2 separate regions of the Homo sapiens genome follow, and region 2 is linked to region 1. A link is an interaction called in ENCODE POLR2A ChIA-PET data of the cell type or tissue named here. Cell type or tissue: Panc1. All regions are shown on one strand.

Region 1 (5,000 bases):
TCTAATTGTTTCAATAAAAGAACTGTTGTTAAAAATAGCGTGCAGTGTTCTGTTTTGGTTAGTGGTAAATCAAGTTTAATTCCTGGGAAAACTCAAAATTCATTCTATAATACACCAGCCCCAATATTTTTCTTTGGCTTTTAAGAAAGCTATGAGTCAGAACTTGAACTGATTTGTAACACAAATACTAGGATTGGCTCCCACCAAACAGTGATGGTGCCCTTTTGCTAAATGCAGACAATTGGTAGCCCAGTTGGGTGAATTGATTCTTTGCCTTGGGAGAAGAGAAGACAGGACTCAGGAAGAGCTGAGTAATGTCCGCACATGAATGAGTGAGTGATGAGACCGAGACTGTATCACCACAGGCTTTTCTCCAATTTCAGGTCTCTTGTCCAGTAGAAACGATGATGTACTTTTCTCCAGAAGGTTAGAAAGCAGCAAAACTTTGTATTTTACTAGAGGTGACAGTTTAGTATTCTGCTAAGCTGCCAGTATAATGAACCTGCCAGTTCCTCCTTTTTAAACCATCCACTGACATGGGACTAAAGAATTGCTCAAGGAAATTAATTGCAGACACTCTAAAAAACCAAGTGGAAAGGAATTTCTGCACTGAAGGGGAGTCAGTCTGAAATTTATGGCAGTGGAAAGTACTTTAATCAAATAGTGTAGCTGTATTTTTAAAGGATGGGATAATGTTATGATCAATAACAATATTTGTATGCCTGCATGCTGAAATGGAGAAATCAAATCTCATGCTTCAAAGCCTAGGCTACCTGCTGCAGGTGTCTAGGAGGAATGCTTTCATAACATACATCATTATAAACTAGCCTGGGTAAATTGATGTCTTTTTCTGCCTTTACATGAAGCATGAGGAATCAGTGACTGGCAATGGCCTAAGACTAAGTTAAACGTCTGACATTGAGTTTGTCTGGGCTCTTTTCCCACTAGCTGAAGAACAGAGGTGCTGGAGCCATGTGGAGTTTGATGGGGCTTGAATGGGAAAGGCAGAATGTTATAAGGAGTTAGTTTCCTCACATTTGGATAATTTGAGGCTGAAAACCATATTTCCATTACCCGTTGGTAAAAGAGTGAGAGCAGAGAGGCAAATGCCAAAGAATGATGTCAGCCAAATGCCCGAGGTTTAACCAAGTGACAGAGAGCCCAGGGGCTCGTTCTATTTCCAATATATATTTGTGTGAGCAGACAACTCACTGAAATCTCCATCATCTCCGTATGTAATGGCAGTGTTACGTAGTGGAATTATGGAGTTAACTTTAAAAATCACTTATAAAAATGTTGGAGAAAATTTAAGGTAAAAAGGGTTCAACATTGAAAGCACCATGAATAATAGTAATTATACTCTTGAAGACTTCAGTATAACCAGGTCCATTTGGAGCTCAATTCAAAAAGACTTTGTTACTAAAGAGCCTGAAGAGCATTATTAGAAAGGTTTAACTCATCAGGGCATATAGGCATCAAGGACAGCATAATACTGAGACTGAATGTCATAAAATTATTGCCTCCCAATTAAGACTAATTGTAAGAAAGGGCTGTCTGATTTATAGAATAGTTTTAAGAAATGTAGTTGAATTACTTTTAAGCAGGCTGATACTATAATTGTTTTAGCCAATGGCCTCTTCATCCTTCAAATAATGAGGTTCTAGGCAAATACACTCTGATTCTCAGCCAATGATTTCATATCTATGAAAAGTGTGTCATAATTTGAAATAAGAGCCAATGTTTCAGCCATTTAAAAGTAATCAATAACCCATATAACTACAAATAGAGGCTTCTGGTGCATTCCATTGATATTACTGTCAAAAACATTGGATGCTTTCTTAAGCAAACTTCTGCAAATTATGGCTAGATAAAAACATATGATCACCACTATGATTATTAATATATGAATGTGGCTTGATTCCTTTATTACTATCTTGAGAGGCGTAAGTAATACTACACTAGAGCCACTCTTCGCAGCAGCATCACCCAGCGCCAGGTCTCTGCAGAGAAACCATGAATTAGGGGTTCTCTCTTACATGAACAATGTCGGTTAAGTGCTCACATTTCAGGTGAAATGTGTGTTAGTGCAAAAGTGTTGCCTGATGTCTCCCACCTGGAAACAAGAAATACTCAGGAGTCATTCCCATCCGTCTCGTGCTGAGTTTTACAATAATAAGGTAATGTCTTTAAGATCTCTGAGGTTTCAGGAGAAAGGCACACTGGGAGAATGGCTGTTATTATTTCCGAGACCTCCCGTCTCGAGCTAGCTTAAAGGCTAAGGGTCCCGAGGTGGTGCTGTAATAGCAGCTCTAATAATGTACAGTTACAGCACATCTCATGTGAGGTGCTCCGAAGACATTATACACATTTATTCATTAAAGCTGAACACACCCCAGAGATAGGTTAACTGCTATGATACTCCTTTATGCCAAAGTAAATGAAAACAGAGGGGGAAGAGAGTCAGCCAAGATCGTATGATGAACCTGTGGTACAATGGGAACAACGATGGTGCTCTCAAGTTCCCTAGTGACTCGGTGAAAAGTCTTGCCACATTTGGCATGAGTGTCTACCTGTACGTAGTATGCTTGCTTAATTTTACTTCATCTTGTTCTAGAAATAACTGAAGAACATGTACAAATATATTCAATACAGCTAGATAACATAAATGGAAAGTAAGTTTTTAGGGAAAAAGACCCAAGGAAAGTAAGGATATAAAAATGAGATGAAACCTGGGATGAAGTACAGTTTGTGTTTTCTGTGAATTATGTTTGGCAAATACTCTCTTCACAAATAAATTGTGTATAAAGGGAAACAAATAGCCTCAGTTTCCCTTATCTGTGTGCCTTGGGAAGAAAGTTTTGCATGTTATGGGAAAGAAAGGGCTAGAGAAAACATCAAAGCTTTGTAAAATTAGACTTCAATCCAGTTTGCTGAGTGGAAGATAAAAACAGTATTATTAGGGCTCAAGAGCCCCTCAATCTAGTGGTGCCTCTGCTAAAGTGCAAACCTAAGAACAGTACATCTCCCCACCATCTGGAGGGGTGAACATCAGAGACAATGAGAAAAACTAAGAGGAACAATGGGCAGTGGCAGCAGAGGGACTTGGTGCTCTAAATCCTGAAAGAGGTTGGAGGTCATGGGTGAATTAGTGCCACAAATAAGGCAGTGATGCATGGTCTGGGCAGAGTTTATGGGAACAGGGGTATTTTGCAACAGCATGGACAGCAGCCCATGGGCAAACATAGTGCCCGTGGCATAGTGCTGCCTACGTGTGTGGCAGCATCAACACAGGTGAGCAAAGGGTCAGTCTGAGCCACGGCTTTAGAGCTGCAACCAGATGTGAGATGGTGCTCCCCTCTGCTACTCCCACTTCATCTGTCACCTCCGATCTCATTTTTCAGCCCCCAGCCTCTTTTGTAATAAGATTTTTGAAAGACACAGTATATTCTCATTGGATTGGTATAGCTTAAACACAATGCTTTCCTGGGGTAATCAACTTCTAAACCTTTCCTTTAGTACTATACTAATATTATGAGAGGGTTTTCTAAATTGGTGTGTGTGTGTGTGTGTGTGTGTGTGTGTGTGTGTGTGTGTGTGTTATTCTGTTGTTCCTTACAGTCCTGATCTAGTACATGCAGGCAAATTCTTACATGTGGTGGTACATGAATGGACAAAACCTGGACATTAGGTGGAAACTTCAGGTCATGTAGTATTTAGAGAAAATCAGCTTGAAGCCCATTCTATGCCCCCATGGAAGTCCAAAAATATCGCAATTATCCCTGCACATGTACTGGGGCTTTATCTGCCTTCGCTGGATTAGGTTGGGTGAGGGATCATCATGTTCTCTCACACGTGCTGTCTGTTTGGCATGATTTTACCAGATGTGAAATTCAGCCGCAGTTTTCTCAGAACATTCACCAACTCACAAAGAACTTTGGAAATAGTCAAGTTGGCCAATGTTTTTTTGAGAGTTTACATTCCAAGATCAAGCTATTTCAAATTGAACACTAAAAATTTCTACTCGTGTATTCATTCATTCATTCATTCACTCTTTTCTATAAAAAACATTAAATCCTTACATTGTGCCGGGCACAGCTCATGGTGCTTGGGAGTTATCAGTGAAAAAAACTGACAAACATCCCTGCTCTCATGGAGATGAAATTATAGCAGATATTTGCACCAAGCTACCATATATCCTCAGAGGTTTTCCCTGGCTGCCTCCTCTGTGACAGGCTCTAATCTCCCCAAATTTTTTCTATCTCTTCTCTTCCGTCACTTTTCAGAAATAAAAATAAAGTCCTCTCAATTTTCTCTTAATGTGATGCATTGACTTTTGAACCCAGGTTTTCAAGTTTCCTAAGTGATACCCTAACTACTGTGTTAAAATATTTTCTTTCTTTCTTTCTTTTTTTTTTTTTTTTGAGACAAGGTCTTGCTCTGTTGCTCAGGGTGGAGTGCAGTGGCGCAATCTCAGCTCACTGCAAACTCCGCCTCCCTGGTTCAAACGATTCTTCTGCCTTAGGCTCCTGAGTAACTGGGATTACAGGCGCATGCCACCATTCCTGGCTAATTTTTCTATTTTTTATAGAGAAGGGGTTTTGCCATGTTGGCCAGGCTGGTCTCAAACTCCTGACCTCAAGTGATTCACCTGCCTCGGCCTCCCAAAGTGCTGGGATTACAGGTGTGAGCCACCGTGCCTGGCCTGAAATATTTTCTTAATCAAAGACAGTTGCTTCCTTGTGAATATATCAGAAGGGAAAAAATATTTTATCATCTCTGTTAGTAGGATATAAACAGTTTAAGTTGTTAGATATTCATTAATAGGAGAAGAAATCTCTTATGGTACCCATGCATAATTTTAAATATTACTGGGAGATCAACTGCTCATCTGTAAAGTTTTCATGTTTGAGTCTCACTGCTTCCCCCAATCCAGTCAGGATGGCAGGCACACTGCATAAAAGCCCTTCCAGGGACTACAGTAGGGAAATGATTACATTTTA
Region 2 (5,000 bases), 410 kb before region 1:
TCAATTTCCCTCTCTGAGCTTTAGTTTTCTTTTTTCTAAAATGAGGAAGTTAAATTGTATTTCTAAGTTTACTCTAAAATTCTAAGAACTAAATAAGAAACATTGGTTAATGACAGGGCTGGCTTGAGAACACAGACTTCAGCAAGGCTGGGGAGCTGGATCCCAGCAGAACTGTCTCCCCTGGGTAAGCAAACCCTGGGCTCTTCCTCCTACCCCAAAGGGAGGGGTGGGCTGGAGCTTCCTCCCTTCCACCAAAGAGTCTAGAGGGTTTCACACCACAACCTGCTCCCTGCCCCTAGCTCCAGACCTTTTGATAATAGGCAGTGTTTCTAGGAAAATGGATGGAACTCTGCTAAGGGAAACGCCAACAACAGGCCCAGGGGAAGAGAGAGGAAGACCCCATGGAGGATTCAGATGTTCTTCTGGGTGGAAGAGCCAAAAGCGAATGTACCAGCGTGTTGTTAGCACACACACACCCAGCGTGGGAAGAGGAGCAGCTGAGGTGACCAGGAGGTGACGGATGCTCTCACTCTTCATCACAAAATATTCAGAGAACACCATTCCAGCTCCTTGAGATCTACGGTGTCCAGAGCAACCCCAGATTCCTCCATCATTATAAATCCCTGACTAAAAGAAAGCAGCCAGAAGATTTTCCCCTGTGAAATGGCCCAAAGTCATCCCATCAGTCTTTCTCAAAGGTGCACTGGGCGCCTTTCATCATTATCACATTATAAATGAATTTGTTAAGAAATATGTGCTTGCTGACTACAATGTGCCAGTCACTGTGCTGGATGCTTGGGATGTAGCAATGAATAAACAAACCTATCAAGATTCCTGCCCTCAGGGAGGGTACAGTCTGGCAGGGGAGACAGACACACAATAAAGATAATAAATTAAATGGCATGTTAGAAGGTGATGGAACTAAGGAAAGAAAAGAAAGGAAAAGCCATCATTTACTTCATCATTCGCGTTTTAGTTTTTCTTTAGCTCCAACATTTAGAATACCCCCAAATATTTTCTTCATATTATAATTTCTTATTCTTTAGTTTTTTTCGTTGCTAGCGTGACTACAGTATTGCTTGAGACTAATTTCATTCTATATGAATACACTTTATGCATTGCGTAATGTGGAAGTGCCTTGGCTCTGTTCAGTGAAACATTTTCTAAATTTTCCTTTCAATACTACCACAACTTGGGCAGAAAGAGCATTTTACAGACAAAAAGCCCAAGGTTCATGGAGTCTTTGAAAAGCTGAGTGTCTTGAATTTTTTTTTTTTCTCAGTATTCTTTTTCAGACTTAAGTGGGAAATATTTTTGTTTTGCTTCAATTTTTTTCAAAACAATTATTTAGAGCAAACCTGGCTATTTGTTGGCAACTTCATTTTTTTTTTTTTTTTTTTTTTCTGAGAGGGAGTCTCACTCTGTCACCCAGGCTAGAGTGCAATGGCACGATCTCGGCTCACTGCAATCTCTGCCTCCCGGGTTCAAGCAATTCTCCTGCTTCAGCCTCCTGAGTAGCTGGGATTACAGGTACGCACCACCAGGCCTGGCTAATTTTGTATTTTTAGTAGAGATGGGGTTTCACCATGTTGGCCAGGTTATTCTTGAAATGGCTGGTCTCGAACTCCTGATCTTGCAATCCACCCGCCTCGGCCTCCCAACGTGCTAGGATTACAGGCGTGAGCCACTGTGCCCAGCTGGCAACTTCTAATATAGTGATTAAGTAGGTTCACACCTGATGGCATATTTCCAGTTCCGGGAAAGTGGTGGTTAAAAAGAAATCTGCTTACATTGTGTGCTCGATTATCACCACTGTGGTTCCTGATACCAGGTTATCCTTACAGGCCACCTGTGATTTCTTTAGAGAGCTGGCAACCTGCCCTGCTCATCATGGTGGGGGGACATTTTTCTCCACAGCATAAAATTGGTGAAGTGCAAGATCTGTTTTGGTTTCTCCCTAGACCCTAATGATACTGGCAGATACCAGCCTGCCTTCTGGGATTTAACGTCAATTGCATCTTCTGGAAATGGGTTGCATCGTTTGATATAATCTAGTTAAGCCTTCTTCAGAGGGCAAATGGGACACATAGAGACACGCACACACACATAGACACACCCGCATGTGATTCCTAAAGTGCCTGGGGAATTTGTCTGTGTACATTCAGGGTATATAATTTGACAGGCTATAAAGGTGAAAGTTTTATCTCTGAATTTCTTTGGTCCCCTATTCCTGCCGCCAGACAATTTCCTCCTAACATTGCAATCTGTGACAAAACTTTTGTCCCTAGATTGGCTTTCTATGAAAGCTCTTGGTGCCTTTTAATCAGTTGCTAGGTGGTCTGTATCCATGGTCCAATTTCAGTATTAGTACAATCAGAACACATTAGGGAAGGTAACTTTACTTCTGTTGTAGCAAAAATATTCTTATGTAATGCATTCTAACATCACATGTAAATGATTTTTTTCTGTACCCTATCCAAAATAATCTAGAATCCTGCTCTTACCAGTGATGTGAACAACTGAGGAACTTCTAGCTTAGTGTCTTTCCACACTCTTCTCTTTTTTAGAGTATGCTTTTTAGAGTATGTTGTAATTCAGTACTAATATTGAATTACAACAGGTTAAAATTAGGCAGTGTGGTCCCTTAAAGGGAAGGTGGGCTTTCAAATAAGGAATCTTGGGTGCAAAACCTGATATAATATTTTATTAATTGTGTGACTTTAGCCTATTTAGCTTACTCTCTGAAACTTAGTTTCTTTTTCTTTTTCTGTAAAATGGGAGGAAAAGTTACACCTTACAAATCTTTTTAGGGATATAAAAGGGGTAATGGAGAAAGTGGTTGAAATTTAGATAGAATATACTCAGGATATGTCAGTTTCCATCTTTCCTCCCCCCCCTTCTACATTCTCCCCCTTCGTTTGGTGATGATGCTTTCTTGGGAATGAAATTTTTATGTGACTGGTTTATTTCTCCATTAGAACAATCTCACACAGTCTGCCATGTGTCCTGGAGGTGTTGGCTCCCCATGTGTGTTATGGTGGAAAATGTATTCTCTTTCCCACTGTGTTGATTCCAAGACACACTCATTTAAACCTGTGGCTAAAAATGACAGTCTGCCTTGTGGGCTGATCTCTTTCAGTATTGTGGTGTGACTGTTTTGCCCTTTAAAATCTGTTGGTTTGGGAATTAGGAGGTCAGGTATGTTCATCTAATTTGAAAATGTGCTGGAGAAATAACTGATACTCTTCTGATTTAGTCTCTCAATAAATCTTCCTTCAGCTTGAAACTCTGGTGCCAGAACTTTCTTTGCCATCAGCACCACAGGCGTGAGTTTCTGACAAGTAACCCATCCTATAGTCAACTGCTTCTCTCTTAATTCAATGCCTGGGAAAAGCACAATGATTTCAGTACTGAGAAAATAAAGCTACAGTTTGGAGGACTAGAGGGCACTTTGAGAGGGCACAATGGTGCCACCAAGATGCTACCTCTTTCCTCTGAATCAGGTGAAAAGGATAGTATTTGATATCTCTAGACAAGAGCTTCTCCAGGTGACAAGTACAAATTACTCTCCTGTTTTTGTAATCTGACCGGTCAGCACCTGGTCCCAAACAACGGCTCTGGAAATAGAGAACATTCCAAAACCACATCTCACACTCCACATGTTGCCTTCCTTCTGAAATAAAGAATGACTCTGCAAAGAAAATAAAACAGAGGTGAGGAAAGCTTACAAATAATTAGGGAAAGGAAGGTGGGAGTCAGATTCAACATGCTGTGCTATCAAAAACACAGTAGAGACAGCTCCATTAACTTTGTGTGAATAACTAGATGAAATATACTCATAGGACTTAAATCACAAGCAAAGTGGAAATTGCCCAAAGATGTAAATAATTTCCTGATAGAGCCTTTCATAAATAATCATGGTCTGTCTCTGCTGGGTATTTCATGTCTAAATTGTCATCAACATAGTTTTGATTTTACCAACAAGACATGGGATTGTTTCTTATAATATAAAAGAAAGCTTAAGTACTTAATAGCATCCCTTTAGAATTATTTTTAACTCCTATTTGCATCCAGAATAGGCAGAGGAAACCCAGTAAACCAAACAAAAACCAAACAGGAACAATGTTGTAGATAATTTCAAGGGACTTGTGCCCCTGCAATGGTAATAATGACCCTTTTGTATTGAAGGCTAGCCTTCAATGTGCCAAGAACACATGGGTGATAAAACCTCTAAGCTAAAAGTTGATCTGGTCTGGTAGGGCCCCACAAAGCAGGGGTGAGGGAACCCCCTATAGTACTGCTGTGGAGAGTAAATGTGTACTCAGGAATAAGTACTTGCTGGATACAGCGAAGAGCCAATCGTTGATTTGCATGTGTGATCACTTTTTCAAATAGCAGAAAAGAAACAAAAAGCATATGCAAAGATACTCTTTTCAGTTCTCTCCCTGATTCTAATTCATCATTGATACACAGGGCAGAGTTGCTTTTCAATTTGAAAGCAGACCTGAAATGTTCGAAAGAACCAAGGAGTCAAGTCCAATGTCCCTGGACGTTCAAAACCTCCCCATCGCCGACCCCGATTGGCAGAGAAGCTGCCACACCCATGCAGAGCCCGGTTCCTCCCCACACCCTGTCCTGGCCTCTCTGAGCTGCCTCTGTCCTTGCTGCTCCTCTCAGAATCCCGCTGTCTTTCCAAGACCCAGATAGGGTGCCCTCTCTTCTCTTCTGGGAAACCTTATCCCCCTCCCCTGAAGACTGGAGTTATCTGTCCTGCTGCCCTTCACTTTTATTCAACGTTTGGCACGTCCCATACTAAGACGTGTGTTTTAGTTACCTGCCAGCCTTCCCAACCAGGTACAAACTCTTCAAGGGCCAGGTCTTGGCTTATTCATCTTTGTAAGAGAGTGCTGCAGGCACTAGAAGAGTTTTTCAGCCCAGGGGAGGCAAGGTAAATGTTGGCTGATACACCTTTTCCTCTCTATTTAGAGTCTGTGATTCAC

The links. Peaks named below come from ENCODE experiments on the same cell type or tissue, not always from the same donor. Only the 100,000 strongest peaks of a DNase experiment are listed, where the experiment ranks them.
Region 2: POLR2A ChIA-PET joins it to region 1 with 7 read pairs; 2 of 35 experiments call an interaction of 5 or more read pairs at or near these places.

Annotation. Positions count from the first base shown.
Region 1 is chr6:139,830,577-139,835,576 of GRCh38, forward strand. All of the region lies in intron 1 of FILNC1 (FOXO induced long non-coding RNA 1), which reads left to right. Among named protein-coding and RNA genes, the nearest start is that of FILNC1, 62 kb to the left of the region's middle. In Panc1, no CTCF peak of the experiment used is centred here; no DNase peak of the experiment used is centred here; H3K27ac peaks cover 575 bases.
Region 2 is chr6:139,422,376-139,427,375 of GRCh38, forward strand. All of the region lies in intron 1 of LOC107986651 (a long non-coding RNA gene), which reads left to right. Among named protein-coding and RNA genes, the nearest start is that of LINC01625, 50 kb to the right of the region's middle. In Panc1, no CTCF peak of the experiment used is centred here; no DNase peak of the experiment used is centred here; H3K27ac peaks cover 1,088 bases.